Regions from separate parts of the Homo sapiens genome. Here region 2 is linked to region 1. Evidence: chromatin loops called from intact Hi-C (ENCODE). Cell type or tissue: PC-9. All regions are shown on one strand.

The links. Hi-C counts contacts between places; a loop is a spot of excess contacts. Peaks named below come from ENCODE experiments on the same cell type or tissue, not always from the same donor. Only the 100,000 strongest peaks of a DNase experiment are listed, where the experiment ranks them.
Region 2: a loop joins it to region 1, with 5 times the contacts of the local background. A loop is called at or near these places in 3 of 110 quality-filtered maps.

The regions. Positions count from the first base shown.
Region 1 is chrX:153,791,311-153,796,310 of GRCh38, reverse strand. It overlaps IDH3G (isocitrate dehydrogenase (NAD(+)) 3 non-catalytic subunit gamma), which reads left to right and starts at 1,936. Exons shown (of 13, transcript NM_004135.4): 1 at 1,936-2,065. The coding sequence starts at 1,985. SSR4 (signal sequence receptor subunit 4) reads right to left here and starts at 1,643. Exons shown (of 6, transcript NM_006280.3): 1 at 1,557-1,643. The coding sequence starts at 1,623. RefSeq lists enhancers at 1,687-1,946, 1,846-2,573 and a silencer at 2,237-2,386. In PC-9, CTCF peaks have their summits at 1,750 and 1,950; a DNase peak (open chromatin) is centred at 1,780; H3K4me3 peaks cover 3,291 bases; H3K27ac peaks cover 1,242 bases.
Region 2 is chrX:153,898,523-153,903,522 of GRCh38, reverse strand. It overlaps a transcript of AVPR2 not described here. Among named protein-coding and RNA genes, the nearest start is that of AVPR2, 3.6 kb to the left of the region's middle. In PC-9, no CTCF peak of the experiment used is centred here; a DNase peak (open chromatin) is centred at 2,552; H3K27ac peaks cover 283 bases.

The DNA.
Region 1 (5,000 bases):
TTCCAGGTGGGATATGCGAGACAGATCCAAGTGCTCGGTCACAAATGCAATGGCAACGTAGGCGGGATGGCTGTGAAGGAAGGCTGGGGAGGGGCAAGGCCGGCTTTCTGGAGGTGTGCAGGAAGAGCGAACTGGGGACAGGTGGGGGCTGGATTCACTGGACAATACATGCCAACACTTGGACCTATGACACGGAGGCCCGGGGGCCACGCCAGCCTCAATTCAGAGCCACAAACGGCCTGGACGAGTTACTGAAGGCATCCTCAGCAGAGACATCGGGGGTGGGGGCTGCAGGCAGGCAATGCACTGGGGCTTTCAAGATGAGAGAAAGGGTCTCTGCCCCCGGCCAGTTGACAGAAGGTGAAGACTGGCCCCAGCGTTTCCTGAAGAAGTAAACGGGAGAGACTCTGGTTCCAGAAGCACAACTTGTTAGCTGTGAGAGAAAGGACCTTGCCTTAGCCTTCTCCATAACCAGAGGCCCAAAGGAAAGGAAGGCTGCCGCCTACATCAGAGGGTGTGAAACAAAGGCTCCCCAAAGTGGGAATGTTCTCAGCCACCCGCTGTCCAAATGTGGTGCCCTGGCAGAACGATGGCTTCAGCAGAGGACGTCAGAGAAGGCTCTGGGTCTGGACCACAGGAGGCAGATCCCTAGGAACAGCGTGGAGGCAGTTCTCAGGGGCTAGATCCCGCCAGCCCTTCTGTGTCCTGCCTAAGTTGGGCCTGCTTCCTGTGGCGCAGGGGAGCCCCCGAAGGGTTTTATGGCCAGGCTTGTCCTCTGGATACGTCCCTGACTATAGTTCAGGGAATTCCTGAGGGGCAGATGAGGAGTGTGCGGAAAGGGAGGCCAGTTAGGCTGCCAAAACGTTGCAGGCAGCAAGGCTACTGGCCTGAAGGACGGCAGAAAAGGGAATGTGGAGAAAGCCGCCCCTGTCCAGTCCTGGCCCCCGGGCCCGGGGCTGGCTGCTGCAGCCACCTCCTAAACACACTCTGGAGTTCAGACCTCAGCCCCTCACGAATGCAAATCGACGGGACCCCTGGTCGGCTCTGCCGAAAACTCTGGTAAGGGTAAGGCAGGGCCCTCCGGAAAAGCCAGTCTTCGGCCTGGCACTCAAGGCCCTGCGCACCTTTGGCTCCCCATCTAACTCGCCCCGCTCTTGCTCCCTCTCCTCACTGAGGTCCCTTCCTAGCTTATGTGGCTCCTCCAGCCCCGTTTTTGGCCGCGATCGCTCAGCGCTACAGAGCTTCGCTCCGGTCCGACCCCGCAGGGAGCGGGAGCCGGGACATGTGTCACGTTCCGTGCTGCAGCTTGGGGGCCGGGCGCACCATGGAGGCTCGGGGACTCCTCTTCGTATGGGCAGACAAGGAAAAGCCTGGCTGCCGGTAAACGTGCGCGAGGTGCTTTGGTCCCCCCGTCCCAAGGCCGCCTGCCTCTCGGGGGAAGGCCCGGCCCGCAGCGACGGACCCTGAAAGGCCGGACCCCCGCATCCCTCCTGCCCCCAACACCACCTGCCGTGGGTCAGAGGCTCGCAAGAAAGAAGCCCCGGCTGGGCCGCTACCTGAGCAGCGGGAGAGGCTGGACAGCAGGAGCAGCGCCAGGGCGCCGAGAGATGCCATCGCCGCCATCGCCTCTTCTCTGCCTAGAGGAAAAGAAAACGAGCTCCCATGAACACGAGGGGCAAACGAGGAAGAGCGACGCGTAAGTGGCAGCGGCAGCCAATCGCGCACCGAACGGCTGGGCCGGCATTGTGACGTCTCTGGCAGCACTGACGTGGCCCCTCCCTGAGCCAGGGGCCCAGCTGGTCGCGGTCCCCCCCTCAACATGGCGGCAGCGGTGCTCTAGGCGCCGGAAGGGGGCGTGAATCGGTGCGACCGCGCGCGTGCGCAGTACCGGGTCCGCGCCTGTCCCCGAAACTTCGCACCCCGTCGAACTCTCGCGAGAGCGGTATCTGCGTGTCGGGACGTGCGGAGGCTCTCACTTTCCGTCATGGCGCTGAAGGTAGCGACCGTCGCCGGCAGCGCCGCGAAGGCGGTGCTCGGGCCAGCCCTTCTCTGCCGTCCCTGGGAGGTGAGCAGGGAAAGAGCCACGGGACCGCGGCAGCGGTCGCAGGGGAGCGGTGGGGTAGCCGCACCCGAAGCAGTCTGGAGTCCGATTGGCTAGGGGCCCCACCAGGGGCGGGGAAAGGGCTTCGCGCCGGGGTTGATTGGCCGCCTCCGCTGTCACTGAGGGGATTGGCCGAAGTTGGCCCTGGACCGGCTCCCCCAGGGGGTCTGCATCGGGTGGCGGGGGGCCCTCCGGACGGGCCGGGAGAGTGGGCCACGGCGGCTGTCACCTCCTTAGTGTCCTTGAAGGAGCCCTTCTGAGGCAGTCACTCACGTATCCCGGCCCGCCTTTCTCAAACCGCTTCGGGAATCCGGTTCCGGGACTCAAATTTCTCCACGGTTTCCTCTCTCGTGGACCGCTTTGCCACCTATCCCGGTGGCAAAGAACCGGACTTTGCCAGTCATCCCCCATAGTCCCCCAGTCTTAGAGCCCCAGATGCCTTCCCCTCGAGGCGCCTGGAATGGGAAGGAGCTAGGGTTTCTGAGGCTGCGGGGGTTTTGCTTCTGCTCTTCTCCGTGTGCGGTCTTGCGTATTCAGGTCCGAGTCTTCTTTCCTTACACTTATTTAAGAAGAGGTTAATTTAGGTCCTAGGTGGGCTGGAAACCATCTGAAGCAGCTGCCAGCCAGCACCTGGCCCTGATGGGTAAGAGGTTTGACCTCTAGGCCATGCTCCCACACTGAGCCACTGCGTGGCCTTAGGCCATTTCCTCCTCTCTCTGGGTTCTAGTTTCCCCTTTGGAACCCAGAGGGGAGGAGACTTCATGTTCTCAAAGGATCCTGTCAACTCTGACCTTCCAGAACTCCGTGACTTTGCGGCCACTCCCCAGGGACATCTCTACTTGCCATGTTTTCTCCTTCTGACCTCTGGGGGAGACTGCTTGTGCCTAATGAAATTCTCTTGACGATGCTGACTTCTCCCACCTTGCTGCTGAAAGGACGGCAGTATATAGTGGCTTTCCAGAGGCTCTGATGGCTCCAGCAACTGGGCTCCTGTAGGCTCTTGGTGAAGACATGTGTGCCTCCTCCCTGACCTCCCCTGTGTGTGTGCCTGTGTGTGCGTTGGGGTGGGAGTAGGGGACAGTGAACGGTGGGTAGCTGGGCAGTGCCTTGCCCTGAGACTGACCGTCCTGGGTGTGAGAACCCTTACAGAGGAACCCCAGGTCTTGAATCCCACTGATTTGGACGCCATAGGAAAACATGCAGCCACCATTGACACATGGTCCAACAGAAATATGCCAAAGACAGAAGCCTCAGCAGGCATAAGATGTGGGGTGTGGATGTTCTTTCTTTCCATGGAACCATGAAAGGGTGATGGGAGAGCGGGAGGCGTGTACATATTGCATCCTGCCTCACACTTGGCTCCTTTGATTGGTGGCTTCACAGGGAAGTCAGGGCACAAGGCAGAGCCTTTGCGACCTCCTGAAGGAAGGTGCCTGCATCTGTACAGTAAGGTCAGGGAAGTCCATCTGGAGCGCTCTCTGGGTCTTTTGCCAAAGCCCAAAGGAACACCTGGCACAGGGACCGGGTGGCAGAGAGGTTCAGCTCAGCCCTGGTGGTGATGTTGCCATCTGTGAGGGAGGTCCATGCTCTCAGGAGATTGGCTTGCTGCCACAGCTGAAGCCCAGGAGGAACTACTGCTGGGAGCTGCAGGGGTCCACCCGTGACCTCCCAGGGACACCAGCCTTGAACTCTGACCTGAGGGGCCAGTGGGGTGAAGGGGCAGGCGTGCTGTGTGGCACTAGCTACTGTGAGCAGCTCACACACCTCCTGTCCCCTAATCTTTCCAACAGTCACGGAAAGTAGGTACCTCCGTTCTGTGAATTTCAGATGAGGCCATGAAGCCATCTCAAGAAGAGTGGATGGTGGATTTGGACCGAGGCCTCCCTAGTCTCCAGATCTTTTTTCATTTTCTGATGTGCTTGTTCACTCAGGAAATGTTCCTTATGTGCCAGCTCTGGGCCAGGTACTGTGCTGGGTCCTAGGGTGACAGTATTGGACCACACTGACTTGGCCCCTCCTCTCGGGCTCAGGGGTTGAGGAGGGAGCAATGCAGTGATAACCTAGGGAAGGGGGTAAGTAGGGCCTTAGGGTCCCAGCTCAGTAGCCTTAGGGCATCAGGGAAAGCTCCCTGGAGGAAGGTCCATCGAAGCCGCTTTCTGCGTGCTTACAAGAGCCCCCAAATAAGATGATTTCAGATGTTGATAAGCGCTAGAGAGAAGACAGAAAAGTCCCGACCCGTTGATAAGCGCTAGAGAGAAGACAGAAAAGTCCCGACCGTGCCTGTGCTTGCAGATCCAGGTGCCACACAGATCAGCTGAGCTATCCTCGGGGCTCTGGTCCTTGTGGGCACCCTCTCCTAGCCCCTGGCTTGGACTGATGAGTGCCGGCCAGGGACACACAGACAGGGAGAGGTCAGACTCCGCCCGAGCCTTTCTGGACTTCTAGCTGGAAGGCATGGCTCTTTGGCCAATGGCTATGATGCTTCTGCCATTGGCTGGAACACTTTGCTGCTGCCTGGTGGTCAAGTGGCAGGGCATCCCCAAGTGACAGGGAAGACCTTGGCTCTGCCACCGTCTCAGGTGTGTTCTAGGTGGGGCTTCTTCCAGGACAGCAGGTCACTTGGCACCTGGCACATTTGGCTCAGGCAGCTTTGGCTCTGAAGCTGTCCGGCATTTCCAGTCAGGGCGTTGGGGACATTCGGCATCCAGCAGTCCTTTCCGAAGGCCTTCCTAGAGTTGGGTTTCTGTTATCAACCTTCCAGAAATGGCTGGATGTCCCTACACATTTGTTTTCGATTTCTAATGCCGAAGGGCCATTCCCCAGGGGGCCAGCAGTGCTTGTCTCAGGGAGGCCGGAGGCTGGGTGCTACCTTCTTATCTCCCTATTCTGCTTTTTCTGT
Region 2 (5,000 bases), 110 kb before region 1:
CACACCATGCACACATATATTACACACCACACACATGCACACATCACACACTCCCATACGCCACACACCCACACATGTACCCACCACACAGCCATACACACCACATACGCACAGCCAACACCACACACGCACACACCCGCAGCACACACAGGTGCACATCACACCCCGCATCTTTGCCATGTTTTTGCAGAGCCCCTTGGGGGCAGGCTGCAGAGTGCTGGCACCCCAGGCCTGACGCTTCAGCTGCATCTCCTCAGCGCATGCACATCCTCATGCTGTCCCCAATAACCGCATGCTGTCACTAATCTAGGAGCATAGAAAAGGCCTTCCTAATGCCACCCAGATCAGTGGAATAGGAGATGGCTTCCCTCAACTGGCAGAGAATTTGGGGACCCTGGCTGGGGAATAGGAAAGCAAGGCTCCAGCCCCTGCTTGGCCCCTGCCCAGTAGTGTGACCTTGAACAGGCCACGCCAGCTCTTGGCACCTCAGCTTCCCCTTCTGTGCAATGGGACTTGATGATTGAGGGAGACTACGGTGGTAAGATGGGCAGGGGTGGGGACTGGCAGGGCCTTGGGAAAGCCTTTGTTCCCTCCGTCTAAAGCCGGCTAGGGCGAGGAATCCATGCTAACCTTTTGGGGTGAGCAGACAACCATCTCCTTATCAGTTTCTCTGCCTGAACGAGGCTGTGCAGTGCCGGATCTCAGCAGCAGGTTGGGACCTCCCCTAGCAATGTGGCCAGGCCCGTGGCAATCTCTGCCCCCCTGGACTCCTCGCTTCCTGTTGTTAAACTAGGGAAGAATCTGGAGGAAGGGCCCGCATGGCGGTCTCCTCTGGGATGCAAGAAGCCAGATCAGGATCCAGTGCCATTCTGCTCAGCCAGGACCCCGGGGAGGAACTGGGAGCCACATGGGCAGGCACTACATGGAACTGTGCCAGGAGAGAGGCCCTGGGCAGCCACCCCTCGGGGGCCAAGAAAGATGGGGCTGGGCAGCAGCTCCCATGGGAAGAAGGGCAGACTGTGCTGATTCACGCTAGGCCCACATGAGTCACTCAAGCCCCTGCCCTTGGGCGTTAACGGGCAGGGCATCTACCTGGGGGTGTGCCAGGCCCCCACTCCTGCCAGCGCAGCCCCTGTGTGCACACCTCCCACTGGTCCCTCTAAGACTTGCAGAAAGGGCTCTGTGAGTGCCAAGGTGTGGCTCCTGATCTTCCAGCCTAGTGTCTGGGCAGAAGAGGACAGGAGGCAGATTGGGGGGACACTGTTTGTCCCTCTCTATCTACCGGTTCCCCATGATCAGAACCTTCCATTCACCAAACTGCAAGTGCCGCTGGCCTAGCACTGTGGCTGCAGAGATGGAAGGACCTGGGCTCTGCCCCAGGAGCACATGGGCTTCTGCAGAGAAGAGTGGAGGCAGGGAGGCTGGTGGAAGCTGTGCCTGTCACCCAGGAGAGAAATGGTGCGACCCACTTAACACTGGGCAGCGGGGCTAGAGGGAGCAGGCAGGTGGAAAAGGCATTTAAAGGGCCCTGAAGGATTTGTAAGGGGTGGAAGACAAAGAGGAGGCAGCCAAGGACGAGGAGAAAGAGGCCCCCGATTGTGTGGGAGGGGTGCATGTGCAGATGGTGGAGCCTGTGGGCAGTGGGAAGGACGGAGCCAAGTGCCTGTCAACAGGAACGGCCCTCACAGGGACTGTGACCCGAAGGAGAATACCTAGAGCCCAGGAGATAGGGAGGAACAACGGGTTGGAGGATGGGATTGAAGGGGACAAAAACAAATTTAATAAAAACTCAAGTGTACTTGTGTGAATGTGAGGGTGTGTGTGAGGGTGTGCGTGTGTGAGGGTGTGAGAGTGTGTGAGGGTGTGTGTGAGAGTGTGCGTATGTGAGGGTGGGCGTGTGTGTGGGGTGTGTGTGGTGTGTGGTGTGTGAGGGTGTGCATGTGAGGGTGTGTGGTGTGTGTGTGGCGTGGGTGGTTGTGTGTGAGGGTGTGTGGTGTGTGTGTGTGTGGCGTTGGGGGGGTTGTGTGTGAGGGTGTGCGCGTGTGTGAGGGTGTGTGCGTGTGTGAGGGTGTGTGCGTGTGTGAGGGTGTGTGCGTGTGCCAATGATGACAGGAAGACAGCCTGCGGATGATCATCTAATTGTGTCCATTCACCTAAGTGAATAATAACTGGGAAAGCTGGACAGAGCCTGTTTATAGCTGCGGAAAGGCAGCCCATGGAACTGGATAGATTAAGAGCCTCGCGGAGTGGAAGGGAGGGCCAGGGTCTCCAGCAGGTGCTGGGGTGAGGGGCGGGGGGTAGAAGGAGGGTGAGCGTTGAGGGCTTGAGGGCCGTACCCATAGATGGCCTCCAGGTCATCATGTGAGAGTCAGGCAGGAGGCGGCTCCCTGGCAAAACTGCAGAGATTTTTTTTTTTTTTCTTTTTTAAAGGCAGTGGCCCCTCCCGCTTTCCTCCCCAGAGGCGGCCGACTGCAGTTGCTGTTAGTGGGCTGTTTGGGTAACTGCCTCGGGGTTTCCCAGTCTGACTTCCTCTTGCTCTCTCTGCCTGCACGTTCCTCCCCCAGATTATTGCAGCAGCTGCTCCGGGTGTCTTCAGTGCTCATGCACTCACCACCCTGGAATGGCCCTCCGCAGGCAATGATTTCTCTCCTCCAGAATGACTTTTTTTTTTTTCGGCTTTATTGAGGTATGATTAGCATACAGTAAAATTCATTAATTGTAATTGTACTGTTCAGTAAGATTTGACAAATGTATACAGTCGTGTAACCACAACCACAATCATGACATAGAATAAATATTTTCGACATTCCAGAAAGTTCCCTCGTGGCCTTTTGCAGTCAAGCTTCTTCCCCTACCTGAAAGCCTAGCAACCACTGATCTATCACTATAGATTTTCCTTTTCTAGAATTTTATATAAATAGAATCATAGAGTATGTAGTATTTTCAAAAATTAGCCGGGCGTGGTGGCGCAAGCCTGTAATCCCAGCTACTCAGAGGCTGAGGCTGGAGAATCGCTTGAACCCGGGAGGCGGAGGTTTCAGTGAGCCGAGATCTTGCCATTGCACTCCAGCCTGGGTGACACAGCAAGACTCCGTCTCAAAAAAAAATAATAATAAAAATAAATAAATAAATAAAAGAGTACATAGTATTTTGTGTAACTTCTTTTTTTTTTTTATATTTTTTTTGGTGGGGAGGAGGCATAGTCTCTCACTCTGTCACCCGGTATACTGAAAGCTTTTATCACAAGTGAGTATTGAATTTTTTTCTTTTTTTTCTTTTTTTTTTTGAGTCGGAGTTTCACTCTTGTTGCCCAGGCTGCAGTGCAATGGCGAGATCTTGGCTCACTGCAACCTTCGCCTCCCAGGTTCAAGAGATTCTCTTGCCTCAGCCTCCCAAGTAGCTGGGATTACAGGCAAGCGCCACCATGCCCAGCTAATTTTGTACTTTTAGTAGAGACGGGGTTTCTTCATGTTGGTCAGGCTGGTCTCGAATTCCCGACCTCAGGTGATCCACCTGCCTCGGCCTCCCAAAGTGCTGGGATTACAGGCATGAGCCACCACACCCGGCCAATTTTTGTGTTTTTAGTAGAGACAGGGTTTCATCATGTTAACCAGGATGGTCTCGATCTCTTGACCTCTGATCCACCCACCTTGGCCTCCCAAAGTGCTGGGATGACAGGTGTGAGCCACTGTGCCTGGCTGTTGTTTACCATTTTTACATCTGTATTAATGAGAGATGCTGGTCTACGTTTTCCCTTTCTGTAATATCTTTGGTTTGGGGATGAGTATAATGCTGACTTTATAAAACGAGTTGGGAAGTGTTCTCTCTTTTTCTGTTTTCTGGAAGAGTTAGTATAGAATTGGTATTATTTACACAAACCTGGAGTTTTCTTTGTGAGAATTTTTTCAGTTATAAATTCAACTCTTCTGACAGATACAGGGCTAATCAGGTTATCTATTTTTTCCTAAATGAGCGTTGACCATTTGTATCTTTCAAGGAATTTGTCCATTTCATCTAAGTTGTTGGATGTATTGGAATAAGTTTTTCACAACATCCTCTTATCACTTTTTTATGTTTGTAGGATCTGTAATAATGCCCCCTCTCTCTTATTCTCCATATTGGTAATTTGTATCTTCTCTCCATTTTTTTTTTCTGATCAGTCTGGCTAGAGGCTTATCAATTTCATTGATCTTTTTGTTTTGTTTTGTTTTGAAACGAAGTTTTGCTCTTGTTGCCCAGGCTGGAGTGCAGTGGTGTGATCTTGGCTCACTGCAACTTCTGCCTCCCAGATTCAAGCAATTCTTCTGCCTCAGCCTCCTGAGTAGCTGGGATTACAGGTGCACACCACCACGCCCAGCTAATTTTTGTATTTTTTAGTAGAGATGGGGTTTCACCATGTTGGTCAGGATCATCTCGATCTCTTGACCTCATGATCTGCCTGCCTCGGCCTCCCAAAGTGCTGGGATTACAGGTGTGAGCCACCGTGACCGGCTCTAGTTTCTTAAAGTAGAAATTTAAATAATTATTTTGGGACCTTTCTGCTTTTCTAATATAAGTAGTTCCTTTTCCTCTAATCAGTTGTTTTGTTGAATTCCCAAATTTTCATATTTTATTTGCATTTCTATTCAGTGAAAGATATGTTCTACCAATAATTTTACTTGTGGTTTCTTCTTTGGTTCTTGGGTTATTTGGAAGTAGATATTTTTTCATTTCAAAATATTTAGAAAATTCCTAGATGTCTTTTTGTTGTTGATTTCTAATTCAACATCATTTTGGTCAGAAATCGTACTTTGTATGATTTTGACCCTTTGTAATTTATTGAGGCTTGCTCGATTGCCCAGAAGTTGTCTGTGTTGGTTGGGGTTCCATCTGCACTTGAGAAGAATATGTGTTCTGCTGTTGTTGGATGTAGTGTTCCGTACATATCAATTGAGTCAATTAGGTTGATAGTGTTGTTCAAATCTATATTCTTCTGATTTTTTTCCTATTTGTTTTATCAT